3 separate regions of the Homo sapiens genome follow, and regions 1 and 2 are each linked to region 3. A link is a contact called in ENCODE Hi-C or POLR2A ChIA-PET data. All regions are on one chromosome and are shown on one strand. The core of a region is the stretch at or near the end of the contact, and the rest is flanking DNA. Distances in the headings are between cores, read along the strand shown. Region 1 has its middle 17 kb from the start of PSD4. Region 2 holds the start of SLC35F5 (solute carrier family 35 member F5). Region 3 holds the start of ANAPC1 (anaphase promoting complex subunit 1).

Region 1 (4,797 bases), core at 840-3,339, 1.3 Mb before region 3:
GGGACATACAGGCCTTCAATAAATATTTGTTGAATAAATATACAAATGAGTGAGTGAGTCAATAGACCATGTTTTCTGGGAATCTTAATCTCTGTCTTAGATTTAAGCTTCCCAATAAGAAACATACTCTTAGAGAGGGGCTACTCACCACTAGTTCATTTCTCACTGATCCTTTATAAGCAGCTTATAACTCCCTGCTGATAGGAACAGAGGGCACCTCATTCTGTGCCCCTAGATTTTGAGGACCTGAACATGAGACCATTTTCCCACCTAATTTAGAAAGTCTGTTTGCTACACTTTCTAGTTAAGGCCCAATTTCTCTTATACGTTTCACTGTCATGCCCCATATCCCTCTTTTTGGGAATTTTTCAGTTTTGTGTTTTCAGCATTTATTGCTCTCTGAAATAATGTCATTCAACAGCTTACTTGCTTATTTTCTCTTTCCAACCCATATGCAAATAAGAGCAGTAGTATTCGCAGTGCCTGCATGCCTGATTCGTAGTTGACACTCAGTAAATATCTGCTAGATGAGTGAATGAATGACTCTTCTTTATATGCTTCACATACAGGAAATATCACGTCTGGAAGAAAAGAATGAATCACTTGGCACTACACACTGTCTAAACCTGACCTTGGTGTGTTCTTTATGTAGAGAGTCTCATGGACATCCAATTAGTTGCTAATTAACATTCAATCAGCTCTGGGCCTCGGGAGGGGCCAAGCCTGAGGTTCAAGGGCAGGTGGGGCTTACTTGCCCAGTCTTCACTTTGATACTGGTCCCCTGACCTAGACATGCGGACCATGGACACAGAGGTCTGGCGAGTGCATTGACCAGAGCAGCAAGTCCATCCTGCAGCGTGGAAAAATCCAGCAAAGAACTCACTCACATTCTTAGCTCCATCATCCTACAGAAAAGATGAGCTAGACAATTCTAGAGCCAAAAAGAAATCCTAGAGGGATATGAGTTTGTCAGCTGTGCAGACACTTTTTACCTTCCCAGAAATCTCTCATACTTTCTTGCTAGACACACCTAGGAGGAGGGCCAGCACCCAAGGGGGTAGAGAAGAGCTGCCTGGTCCTCTAGCCCAGTGCAGTCCCGGGGGGGCAGCTCCCACCAAGCCGGGGCCACAGCCTGGCCTGGTCATGAGCACCAGAAACCACTGAGGCACAGGGCCATGACAGATTAGGAGCAAAGCCCTCAGTGTCGCCTGATTCTGACACCTGGATGGCTTTAAGGGCTCCTCCTGCTCGCCAGCCAGCGGGGCTTGGAGCCAGGATCCAACAGCGCGGCTGGAGTCGCCCGCGGCGAGAGAGCCCAGGCTGACTCCTTCAGTGGAGACAGCGTCCCCTTGCCGTCCCAGTCTCCGCCGCTCGGTTAGGCTGGATCCTCAGGGTCCCCTGCTCGCTCTCAACCCTCTCTCCGGCTCCAGGGACCCTAACCCTCAGCGACAGCCGCTCCGCAGGTGCTCGCCGGCGTGGCGAGAGCGCTGCACGGCACACGGTCACCGTCGAGGGCGGCGACGGCCGGGGGTGCCCCCGCCCGGCCCAGGCCTCCCCGTGGTCCCTTACCCATTTCCCGCCGGGCTCCTGCTCCGGCCTCCCGCGGGCCCGCGCGCCCCACGGCCCCGCGCCCAGGCGCCGGCTGGGGGCGGCGAGAGCTGCGGGGCCTCGGCTGCGCGCGCGGGGGGCTGGGCCAGTCCGGCTCTGCGCGCTCGCAGGAGGGACTCGGTTTCCGGGAGCGCAGGCGGGCGGGCGGCGGCGCAGGGCGGGGAGGGGCGGGCTGAGGCCGGGCCGGGGTTGGGGGTGGCGGGGGCGAAGCTGTGGGACTGGTCTGACCGCTGTGGCGCCGGGCTGGGCCGCCGGGCAGGCCGGGTACCTCCTGCGCGCCCCGCACGGCGCCGTCGTCTGGCCTGTGCGCTACCGGGCCGCAGGCTCTGCAAAGCCCTCCGGTTATTTTTCCAGTACCTGAACCGGAAACTGAGGCCCGCCCCAGATACGCGTGAGCCTTGACAGGGACTGTCTGGAGTCCCTACAAACCCCTTGTTCATTTACCATTCACTGGGCACAAGAAAAAGTTGCATTATTTGATTTCCAAATTTCACCTGTCTGTAACTGTTGGCTTACGGTGAACATTCACTAGTTGGTTTGGGGATTGGTGGCACAGAAGCAAATAGCTGTGATTTTACACTCAATCTATTTTAGCAAACATAAGCTCAGAACAGGTTGTCATTGGCGAGACGCTATTATTTTTCAATATCACCCTTGATGGCACTATCTGGTTTCTATTTCTGTAACTATGTAAGGCACCGTATAATGACATTTTGAGTTAAATGATTCCATATTTCCTGTATATTGTGAATAAAAGTTCTCCAGAAGGAATCTTCCAGTAAGCAGTTTGTAAACTGGAGAGGCACAACCTTTATTGTAAAACAAAGGTGCCCTTCCAAAGAACAAAGGGAAGGCTCGGGTTTCATAGCAAATGGTCCCACACAGGTTTCCTGTGCAAATGAAGGTTTGAAATTTGCTTAGTTCTGATTGCTTTACAAGGCCAACTTCTGATCGATCAATACATCTGAGTCCTGACTGGGTGATACAGCTGAGCCCTGATTGGCCAAGGCAGGTGAGCTCTGATTGGTTGGTTCAGGTGAGCTCTGAAAATCCCAGAAACAAGAAGGTGCTGGTTTCCAGAGAGCTCAGCATATGTGACCTTTAGTCAGCAAGTGACCACTTGGCTCTATTTTGAATTTAGACCAATACAGTCCAGTTATTTGACATGTAAAAACGGAAAAATAAAATAAAATAAAACAGATTTAGGCCGAGTTAGCCACTCAGGATCCATCTTGAAGAATTGGCTCTTGAAAGTTCACATTTATTCACAATATCTAGTGAACATTTTAGCTCCCCTAGGAATTGGCAACCTAGAGAGGTCCATTTCTTGATTTGATGCTGCTAAAATGAAGCTGACCAGGCTCTCTACAAGCAGCAACAACCATGATAACACCTAATATTTATTGAGTGCTAGGCAATAAGCTGTCCTAAAACATTTAATCCTCACGGCAACCCTATGAGTTAGGAAGCTTTACACCTCATGAGGAAACTGAGGCACAGAGAGGCTGAGTAACCTGATCAAGGACGCACGGACAGGCAATCAGGCAAGACCCAAAGACCATGCTCTAAATCAGCAGTCTGCAACCTTTTTGGCACCAGGGAGGGACTGGTTTCTGTGGAAGGCAATTCTTCCACAGATAGGGGAGGTGGGAGTGGATGGTGTTTCAGGATGATTCAAGCACCTTACATTTATTGTGTGCACTTTATTTCTGTTATTATTACATTGTAATATATAATGAAATGATTTTATAACTCACCATAATGTAGAATCAGTGGGAGCACTAAGCTTGTTTTCCTGAAACTAGACAATCCCATCTAGGGGTGATAGGAGACGGCGACACATCATCAAGCACTAGATTCTCATAAGGAATGCACAACATAGATCCTTCGCACACACAGTTCACGATAGTGTTTGCACTCCCATGAGAATCTAATGCCGCAGCTGATCTGACAGGAGGTGGAGCTCAGGTGGTAATACAAGCAATGGGGAGTGCCTGTAAATGCAGATGAAGCTTTGCTCTCAATCCCCCACCCCCAACATGGTCCTAACAGGCCATGAACAGGGGATTGGGGACCCTTGCTCTAAATCAATGTGCAACACTACTGCTTAATCTTTTTAGATGGGGATCTGATGCTAGGTTTAATAATCCTATAACTTATTAGTTCATTTCTTCACTCTACAAATATTCACTTCAGTATTCACCTACTGTATATATGCCAAGCACTGGTTAAAACAATGAACTGAAAACTCCAAGAGCTTGCAGCTAGCAGGGAATATAAGCAGTAGTGTGAGGTACACTTGTAAATTGTAAACTTGGGAGGCTGAGTGGGATGTCTTTGAGGGGGGAAATCCTGAAGGAGGGAGCCACAAAGAACAGAAGCCCAACAACTACATGCAAACTCCTTTAAACTCTTGGCAGATTCCTGAATGAACAATGCAAGGAGGAAGAATCTAGATAACCTGAAGGAGATCAATAGTGAGCAGAGATCTGAGCAGTTAGTTACCGTCTCTGGGAAAGTTCCACCATCTGAGAGGGACTTGGTTCTATTGTGCTTTCCACTGAAACCCTAGAATGACCACCCCTTAGCAGGAAAGACTGCATCCCAGCATTAAGGGATATACCCTAGAATTAGGGACAAAACCAAAAGAAATTCATCCAAACAAAGCACAAAACCAAATCTCCACAAAACCAAGGTGAGTTTTCAATAATTTAACTTACTGTTAGAACAAAACTTGACACTCTTCAAAGGAAAATAGAATGCAGAGCATCTACAATGTATCATTCACAATGTTCATCATATGACAAAAAATTATTAGACATTCAAAAAAGCAGGAAAATGTGAGCCATAGTCAAGAGAAAAAAATCAATCGAAATAGACCCACAGGTGACCAAGATATTGGGATCAAAAGACAAGGAATTAAAAAGAAAAACTATGATAAATATGGTTAAAAAACACTTTCAGCAAAATATAGATATAACGGGTAAAGAAACCAGGCATTTCAGCAGAAATATAACCATTTTTTAAATAAAGTGCCAAAAGGAATATAAATAAATCCACATCAATGAAGGCGATATCTGTATCTTTATTACCCCAGAATGAAGAGACATCCCAACTTTTGCCCTCCAGGGGGAAGCCTGGGCAGGTTTGCCAACAGCCCCTGTGTAAGTTCAGGGCCTCCTAATATTA
Region 2 (4,292 bases), core at 999-3,498, 1.9 Mb before region 3:
GCCTTGGGTAACACAGAGAAATAAGGATGAAAAAAGGAATGCCTGAGATGCTCAGGATGGTGCCAAAGCACAGAAACACACTAGGGCCTATGTTACAGCAGTCCAGTGGAATTTCCCTTAAAGAACCCAGGGAAAAGACATTAATGGAAGTTGAACTATGTTTTGAGACTCGCTGAAGACAGTCTGCCAGAATTACTTTATCCGTTACAAGAATATCCACAGCTTGTCCTTTAACAGATGGTCTGGAAACAGGTGGTAATAATGGTAACTTAACAAAGTACTATCATTTACAATATTTTAATTCAGAAACCCATATTTATAGAAGAAACTAAGGCACAGTAGAGAGTGGAATGATCCTCAGGATTACATAACAAGTTGTAGTCAGATAAAGCATTGGTATCCAGCTTTCCTGACTCTTAGATTCTGAGAGAGATTTATAATGCTCTTATTTTTTAAGACTATACATCAAATATGTAGCATAAAGAATTCTTAGGCGTATTATGGGCTGATACCCTAAAGAATGCTAATGAAATAAAAAACAAACTGGTGCCAGACTAATGTGATTAATGTCTGCAACCAAATTTCCCCTAAGTAGTAATACCAAGTAGTTGGTTAAGGATTTATTTATTTATTTATTTATTTTGAGACGGAGTCTCGCTCTGTTGCCCAGGCTGGAGTGCAGTGGCGCGATCTCGGCTCACTGCAAGCTCCGCCTCCCGGGTTCACGCCATTCTCCTGCCTCAGCCTCCCGAGTAGCTGGGACTACAGGCGCCCGCCACCACCCCCGCCTAATTTTTTGCATTTTTTTAATAGAGACGGGGTTTCACCGTGTTAGCCAGGATGGTCTCCATCTCCTGACCTCGTGATCCACCTGCCTCGGCCTCCCAAAGTGCTGGGATTACAGGCATGAGCCACCGCGACCGGCCTGGTTGGTTTTTTTTTTTACTCTGCACAATAGGTTTCTGAATGACTTATTAGAGGTGTTTGATGCTGATAGTTTGAAACTGATTCGATCAATTAAAAAATGTTCATTGGTATTGTTTTATTAGTTGCTAGAATATGCATTCAACTTCACTGAAACGAGACTTAAAAGGTAAGAGGTACACTACATCGCGACTATAGGAGTAAGAAAATTTAATTTCTTCACGCCATCTGACCAAGATGTTAAATTACTGAACCCTTTAGTCTTGTTTTTGTTTTGTAGATAGAAATCAAGATGCTGGACAAACCTTTCTCATGGAATAGTCAAAATATTTAAGGAACAAATCTATACAGTTTAATAACTGCCAACATTTGGCAGGGCTCATGCCTGTAATTCCAGCACTTCGGGAGGTCGAGGCGGGCGGATCACTTAAGACTAGGAGTACGAGACCAGCCTGGCCAACATGGCGAAACCCTGTCTCTACTAAAAAATATAAAAATTAGCCGGGCATTGGTGGCTTGCGCCTGTAGTCCCGGCTACACTGGAAGCTGAGGCTGGAGAATCGCTTGAGCCCGGGAAGCAGAGGTTGCAGTGAGCTGTGATTGTGCCACTGCACTGCAGCCTGGGTGGCAGAGAAAGACCCTGTCTCAAAACAAACGAACGAACAAAAAATTGCTGACGTCTGTGAGGTTCTTATTATGTGCCATGAATTGATCTACGTCCTTCACATATGTAAACTCATGCAATCCTAGCATACACACAAAAAACCAATGTGGCAGGTACTATCATTATCGTAGACAAGGAAACCGAGGACCAGAGAAGTTGAAGTAGCTTGGCCTAGGATGTAGGTTGTAACTCCTAGAGCTGAGATCTTGTTTATATACAAAAGGTTTCAAGAATCAAAAGTACTCTAAGCCACTTTGCGTTTCGGCTGTCATCGAGAAAGGGATATCCGAAGTTTCAGGTTCGCAGTTTGTGAAACGGAACGGCCAGCTTTCGTTCTAAGGCGGGCGGAGGTTTAGCCACTCCCTCGTCCTTTGCTCTGCCCCAGACACCCACGCTCGCTTTCCTCTTCTTCCTCCACCTCGCCCTACTTCCCTTCTTCCTATCTTCTCTCTTCTTTCGCCTCGCCGCCGCGAGCCCTCGCTCGGCGACCAGAGCCTCGCATTACTTCCCCTAGCTCCGCCAAGCCTCGCTGCATACGCGACCGCGCGCAGTCCGCCGTCGCGCCCCTATGACGTCACCCGCGCGCCACCGCTTCCGGGCTGGGGACTGGGGGCGGGGCCGCGCGGAGGGCAAGCCGGGGGCGGGGCCGGGGCCAGAGCAGATCTCCGGGCCTCCGCGGCCATAGCTGACTGTGCCGTCCCTTCCCCTCACCCGCTCCACGCCCTCCTGGGCCGAGTGGAGTTGGGTGGTGTCGGGAGCCTCTCCCTGAGGGGCACCGCGTCTTCAGGAGCTGGGCCTCCAGTGCGGCGCGATGTCAGGCGCGGTGACAGCTCTGTGAGTCCGAGGCCGCGGCCGTGGCGCTGGGCGGCTGCGGGGCCTGACCGGTCCGCTCATGGTGCCGCCACGACGCCATCGCGGGGCAGGAAGGCCAGGTAGGCAGGCAGGGAAGGGCCCCGACATCACCGGAGCCCAAACCGGGACGGAGTGCCCACCAGCAGCACCACCTCCTGCCCTCGGTGGCAGCAGGAGCGCCTTGACCGAAACCGTGAAGGTCTCTAGGGGCGGAGGGAGCGGGAGCTGACAGGGGCGCCGGAGCCCTGCGCCCACCGCTGGCAATTGAGGAAGCCGTGCGTGCGCCCTCGCCTCGGCTCCCCGGGGAGGCGTCGCTGCCTTAACTGTCTTCCCCGCTCCAAAACAGAAGGATGATTTCTTTTCCCAGCTGTTTCTTTTAAAATGACTGGATGTTTTGATAGAGGTGGGTGGAGGAGCATGGAGAATCCTTTTCTTTTACCACTTGAAGAGATTGGAAAGGTGCCTTCAAGACCCACAGCAAATCACTTACTCTCCGATAACCAAATTCCACTCCAGCAGATCAGGGACAGAAAAGACACTTTTAGAAACAGTGTCTAGACGCTGTCCCCAGGGATGGATTCCTCTGGATGGAGAGGTGAATGGAGTTCCGTATTTGTGAAACTCAGAGAAGCTATTTTCTGGTAGTTAACTGTTCTTAAATGTGCCGTATGTTGTATATTACTCCCCCTCCCTGCCCGCCCCGTATCGCGTATCTCTCTAAGTATAATCTGAAGCGTGCAGTGGATACCATGAAAGTACTGAGAAAGGTGGCAAGTATGTTTAACACATTTTGGTCCTTTTCATTGATTTGCTTTGAGTTTGAAGATGAAGAGTAAAAAACGATGTGATGAATCTTACCTTGAGTTATTCACGTTTTCATAGCATAATTTCATGGTTGTTTTTAGGGGTGCTGAGTTCTTCACCTCCTTTTAGACTGAGATCTGCCAAGTTTTCCGGCATTGCTCTTGAGGATCTCAGAAGGGCTCTTAAGACAAGGTAGATTCCACGTTTATCCTCTATGTAACTTTCACACTGAACATTAGCTAACAAAAGTCAAATGTTTCTGTTATACTAATGTTCTCATTTTTAATGGTTGTTTTTCTAAAATCATCTCTAATGTGATCTGTATTTTCTAAAAAACAGACTGCAAATGGTGTGTGTATTTGTCATGAACCGAATGAATTCCCAGAACAGTGGTTTCACTCAGCGCAGGCGAATGGCTCTTGGGATTGTTATTCTTCTGCTTGTTGATGTGATATGGGTTGCTTCCTCTGAACTTACTTCGGTATGTACCTTTGGTCCAGGAATGATGTTACATTACAGCCACAATGTTAACTCTTAACCTGTAGTAACTCTAGCCGTTACAATCTCCTGCTTTCTAAAAGCAGTATCTTAAATACTATTGAATTTTTAAAAAACGTTGAATTATTGCCACTTGAAGTTAAAACTGAAAGGATGATCCTTTTTATTGTTTCATACAGTTTTCTTGTATCTTTTAGGGAGGGTTACTTAGAGAGACTATGCATATTTTCTTACATTTGAAAGTGTAACTCGTGGCTTTTTTTCTAAATTCAAATTCTTTCTGTAAATATTATTTTCTAGTGAAATAACTGTCAGGATGCAAAACAATGTCACCATTTAGTAGAAGGTTCAGAGTGCTTTTGGACAAATGAGTAAAAATAATGAGTTTTCATGTATAGGTCACTGTTACAATGCCCATGAGTGGTTGCATCCACATTTATGCTTGCTGACTCAAACCTTATTATAAGATGCATGGTATACCTCATAATTTTCCTTCAGTTAAATTGTATCTTGACAGTTTCCTTCAGTTAAATTGTGTCTTTATTGATGA
Region 3 (4,554 bases), core at 1,471-3,970:
TGCAACACTAACTGTTGAAAAGATGCTTCCCTCCTTCATTTGCTTTTGCAAGTTTGTAAAACAACAACAAAATCAACTGGCCTCACTCTGTAACTGAGGGCTGCACATATTGTCTTCCTTCCAAAGAGTACAATATGGAAAGTGGGGAAATGTAACATCATAGTAGAGAAATCTGACAAACACTATCTCAGTTAGGTGATCAAGGTTGACATCAGCAGCGATAAGTGATACTGTTGATAAGTACCTTTGATATGATGTGATGAAAATGACACTTTATGATCTTCCTTCCTGAAATCCATATCCCCAGGCTAATCATGAAGAAACATCAGACAAATTTCAGTTAAGGGATATTCTACAAACTAATGCAGTGGCTTGCACCTGGAGTCCCATCTGCTTGGGGGGTTGAAGCAGGAGGACTGCTTGAGCACAGGAGTTCAAGGCTGCAGTGAGCTGTGTTTGTGCCAATGCACTCTAGCCTAGGCAACACAGCAAGACTCTCTTAAAAAAAACTGAATAAAGTATGAATTTTAATTACTAATAATGTGTTGATATTTCATTAATTTTAACAAATGTACTATACTAATGTAAAATACTAATAATAGGGAAACTGGATGTAGAAACTGGGTATAGGGTATGTGGGAAATTTTTGGACTATCTGCAGTTTTTCTGTAAATCTAAACTTTATTATTATACTTTAAGTTTTAGGGTACATGTGCACAATGTGCAGGTTAGTTACATATGTATACATGTGCCATGCTGGTGTGCTGCACCCATTAACTCATCATTTAGCATTAGGTATATCTCCTAAAGCTATCCCTCCCCCCTCCCCCCACCCCACAACAGTCCCCAGAGTGTGATGTTCCCCTTCCTGGGTCCATGTGTTCTCATTGTTCAATTCCCACCTATGAGTGAGAATATGCGGTGTTTGGTTTTTTGTTCTTGCGATAGTTTACTGAGAATGATGATTTCCAATTTCATCCATGTCCCTACAAAGGACATGAACTCATCATTTTTTATGGCTGCATAGTATTCCATGGTGTATATGTGCCACATTTTCTTAATCCAGTCTATCATTGTTGGACATTTGGGTTGGTTCCAAGTCTTTGCTATTGTGAATAGTGCCGCAATAAACATATGTGTGCATGTGTCTTTATAGCAGCATGATTTATAGTCCTTTGGGTATATACCCAGTAATGGGATGGCTGGGTCAAATGGTATTTCTAGATCCCTGAGGAATTGCCACACCGACTTCCACAAGGGTTGAACTAGTTTACAGTCCCACCAACAGTGTAAAAGTGTTCCTATTTCTCCACATCCTCTCCAGCACCTGTTGTTTCCTGACTTTTTAATGATTACCATTCTAACTGGTGTGAGATGGTATCTCACTGTGGTTTTGATTTGCATTTCTCTGATGGCCAGTGATGGTGAGCATTTTTTCATGTGTTTTTTGGCTGCATAAATGTCTTCTTTTGAGAAGTGTCTGTTCACGTCCTTCGCCCACTTTTTGATGGGGTTGCTAAACTTTTTTTTTTTAAAAAAGTTTAAAATATTGGCCGGGCGCAGTGGCTCACGCCTGTAATCCTAGCACTTTGGGAGGCCGAGGCGGGAGGATCACGAGGTCAGGAGTTCGAGACCAGCCTGGCCATCGTGGTGAAACCCTGTCTCTACTAAAAATACAAAAGTTAGCTGGACGTGGTGGCGGGCGCCTGTAATCCCACCTTCTTGGAAGGCTGATGCAGGAGAATTGCTTGAACTCGGGAGGCGGAGGTTGCAGTGAGCCGAGATTGTGCCACGGCACTCCAGCCTGGGCGAAAGAGCGAGACTCTGTCTCAAGAAAAACACACACACACACACACACACACACACACACACACACAAACAAAAGTTTAAAATATCAATTAGGTATATTTGTATTTAACTGTTTCATGAATCTTTGTTTCTAACCTTTCTCCTATAACCCATTCTTTTTTTTTTTTTTTTTTTGAGACAAGGTCTTGCTCTGTTGCCCAGGCTGGATGGAGTGCAGTGGCGCGATCATAGCTCACTGTGGCCTCAAACTCCCTGCTCAAGTGATCCTCCAGACTCCCAAGCAGCTGGGACTACAGGTGCGCACCACGCCTCCAGGCTAATTAAAAAAATTTTTCTTTTGTGGAGACAGGGTCTCGCTATATTGCCCAGGCTGGTTTCAAACTCTTGGGCTCCAGCAATCCTGTCGCCTCGCCTCCCAAAGTGCTGGGATTACAGGCGCGAGTGGCCGCTGGGGTTCTTAACTTGGGTCTTTGAATCGCCTTAAGAAGTGTCTCTGAATCTGGGAATTGCAAGCAACGTTTCTGTGAGGACCTTCACACAGTTCATCCACTCTTCGAAGAGTATGGACCGAAAAAGGCATAGAGCATTCACTGCACGTAGAGAAAATCAGCAACCCCTGCTCCCCACCCTCAGCCTGAGGTGCCTACCTCCACGTGGGGTCAGGAGGCGGAAGCGAAACCAGAAGAAAAAACCCTGAGATCTATAAGGCAGTTCAGGTCCCTAGTGACATGAGCTAAAGAGAACTTGGACGCCAGGACTGTAGCAGACAGAGTCCGGCTTCGGGGTTCGCATCAGTCGCACGGAAGGTGGAAATAGCCCCCAAGTTGTAACCCGCCGCGGTCTTCCCTCAACAGCGCAGGCGCCAGGACTGCTAGGACGCCGCGCACCTCCCGCGATGCCCCGCCCCGGCGCGAGGCAAGACGGGAAAGTCAAGATGGACGCGTCCATTTGAACGTCTCGCACGCCTTCCTGCCATTAGCACTCGAGCCCGCTGCTGTTGCCCGTTCTTCCTCCAGAATAGGGGAGGGAGAGGGAATGAGAAGCTGCTGCGGCCCAAGAGTCACTGTGAAGGACCCCGCCGCTGCCCTCGGGCCTCCTCGGCCCCTGCGCCTCCGGGGAGCAGCCGGGGCTCGCCGCGCCTGACGCGTCCCGAGTTATACAGGTGCGGGCGCCGTACCGCAGCACTTGGTGGTCTGTCGCGCGCCGCGTGACTCTCGCACCCGTCCCGAGGCCGAGCCTCCCCTGGTGGCCGTAGGTCTGGAAACCCGGGGTACTGGGAACCCGAGGGAGGGCCTTGAGCGTGCTCCGGGGCTGAGGGGGCCTGCGGGCGCTCCTGGCCTGCGGGCTGGGGTGCTCCTTCCGGCTCCTGCTTGCCAACCTCTTTCCTGAGCTGTGCGTAGCATCCCATGTGCAGCCTCAGCTTTCAGACTGGCCTCCAGCCCCTCTGAGCTGTTTTTCTGAGCCTCGGGCTCTCAGCCTGTTTTCACCGTCCTCTAGAAAGGCTGGGGAAGCTCTTGTGGAGACTTAAGCTCCCGTTAGTGTGCATTTGGGTCTCTTTTTTTTTTTTTTGGCAGGGTAGTGTTTGTAGGAATCATTGCTGATACTGTTATTTATAGCATATAAATTTAATAGTATTTTTACGTGTAGCTGTTTATGTTGCACCTAACAAGTAAAAACATTTCTAAAAGTTTGGGGTACTGAAAAAGTATTAAATATGTGGCATTAATCGGTACAAAATGATAATTCTTTAACAATTCTGTAATTTTCTCTCAAAGTTATAAGAAAATAACATTATAAAATTGCAGAACTAAAGTTTCATAAAGTCAAAAGTTCGTTGATGTTGGTTATTCTGTTGAATAAAATATAGGAAGACCAGCTGAATTTTGTTTTCTTTTAAGGTTTTTTTTTTTGTGGGGTTTTCTTTTTTTTTTTTTTTTTGAGAAGGAGTCTTGTTCTGTCTCCTAGGCTGGAGTGCAGTGGCGCCATCTCAGCTCACTGTAACCTCTGGCTCCCGTGTTCAAGCAATTCTCTGCTTCAGCCTCCCAAGTAGCTGGGATTACAGGCGCCCGCCATCACTGTCTGGCTAATTTTTGTATTTTTAGTAGAGATGGGGTTTCACCATCTTGGCCAGGCTGATCTTGAACTCCTGACCTCGTGATCCACCCGTCTCGGCCACCCAAAGTGCTGGGATTACAGGCGTGAGCCACCACGCCCTGCCCCTTGTAAGTTTTATAAGGCACTTTTTACTTGTGTTCCAAGTTCAAGTGTCCCAGTACTCATTTATTTCTAGCAGGAGGAAGAACAAAACTTGTGTCATGTTTTGTGACATAATTATATCCAGAATAACTTTTCTTTTTTTTTTTTTTGAGACGGAGTTTTGCTCTTGTCCCCCAGGCTGGAGTACAATGGCGCGATCTCGGCTCACTGCAACCTCTGCCTCCCAGGTTGAAGCGATTCTCTTGCCTTAGCCTCCCAAGTAGCTGGGATTACAGGCGCCCACACCATGCCTGAGTAATTTTTTTTTTTTTGTATTTTTAGTAGAGACAGGGTTTGACCATGTTGGCCAGGCTTGTGTCAAACTCCTGACCTCAGGTGATCCTCGCGCCTCAGCCTCCCAAAGTGCTGGGATTGCAGGCGTGAGCCATCGTGCCTGGCCAAGAATAACATTTAATTCACAGCAAAATAACTTTGTGGCTTTGGAGGAGCTGCAAAGGAACTACATAGGCTTTGGCTGTTTGTGTAACC

What was found. Hi-C counts contacts between places; a loop is a spot of excess contacts on that map. ChIA-PET counts read pairs that join two places held with the same protein, here RNA polymerase II (POLR2A). Pooled maps may share reads with other maps.
Region 1: a pooled map shows a loop between it and region 3 (2.1-fold over the local background). The contact joins the enhancer-like site here to the promoter of ANAPC1 in region 3. A Hi-C loop is called at or near these places in 1 of 50 pooled maps. POLR2A ChIA-PET finds 5 or more read pairs at or near these places in 2 of 52 experiments (GM10248 and PC-9).
Region 2: a loop to region 3 is called in a pooled map, with 5 times the contacts of the local background. The contact joins the promoter of SLC35F5 here to the promoter of ANAPC1 in region 3. A Hi-C loop is called at or near these places in 4 of 50 pooled maps. POLR2A ChIA-PET finds 5 or more read pairs at or near these places in 2 of 52 experiments (activated CD4-positive, alpha-beta T cell and activated T-cell).

Annotation. Positions count from the first base shown.
Region 1 is chr2:113,154,308-113,159,104 of GRCh38, reverse strand. No RefSeq gene overlaps it. Among named protein-coding and RNA genes, the nearest start is that of PSD4, 17 kb to the left of the region's middle. RefSeq lists a silencer at 1,514-2,043. Within about 2 kb of position 2,089, at least 18 of the 41 ENCODE cell types and tissues checked have a DNase peak (open chromatin) inside an H3K27ac peak, as active enhancers do; they include PC-9, where a contact is called at or near this core.
Region 2 is chr2:113,754,598-113,758,889 of GRCh38, reverse strand. SLC35F5 (solute carrier family 35 member F5) reads left to right here and starts at 2,248. Exons shown (of 16, transcript NM_025181.5): 1 at 2,248-2,520; 2 at 3,346-3,436; 3 at 3,584-3,725. The coding sequence starts at 2,481. RefSeq lists enhancers at 1,473-1,522, 1,703-1,882 and a silencer at 2,093-2,322.
Region 3 is chr2:111,882,359-111,886,912 of GRCh38, reverse strand. It overlaps ANAPC1 (anaphase promoting complex subunit 1), which reads left to right and starts at 2,720. Exons shown (of 48, transcript NM_022662.4): 1 at 2,720-2,971. RefSeq lists enhancers at 2,197-2,346, 2,690-3,483.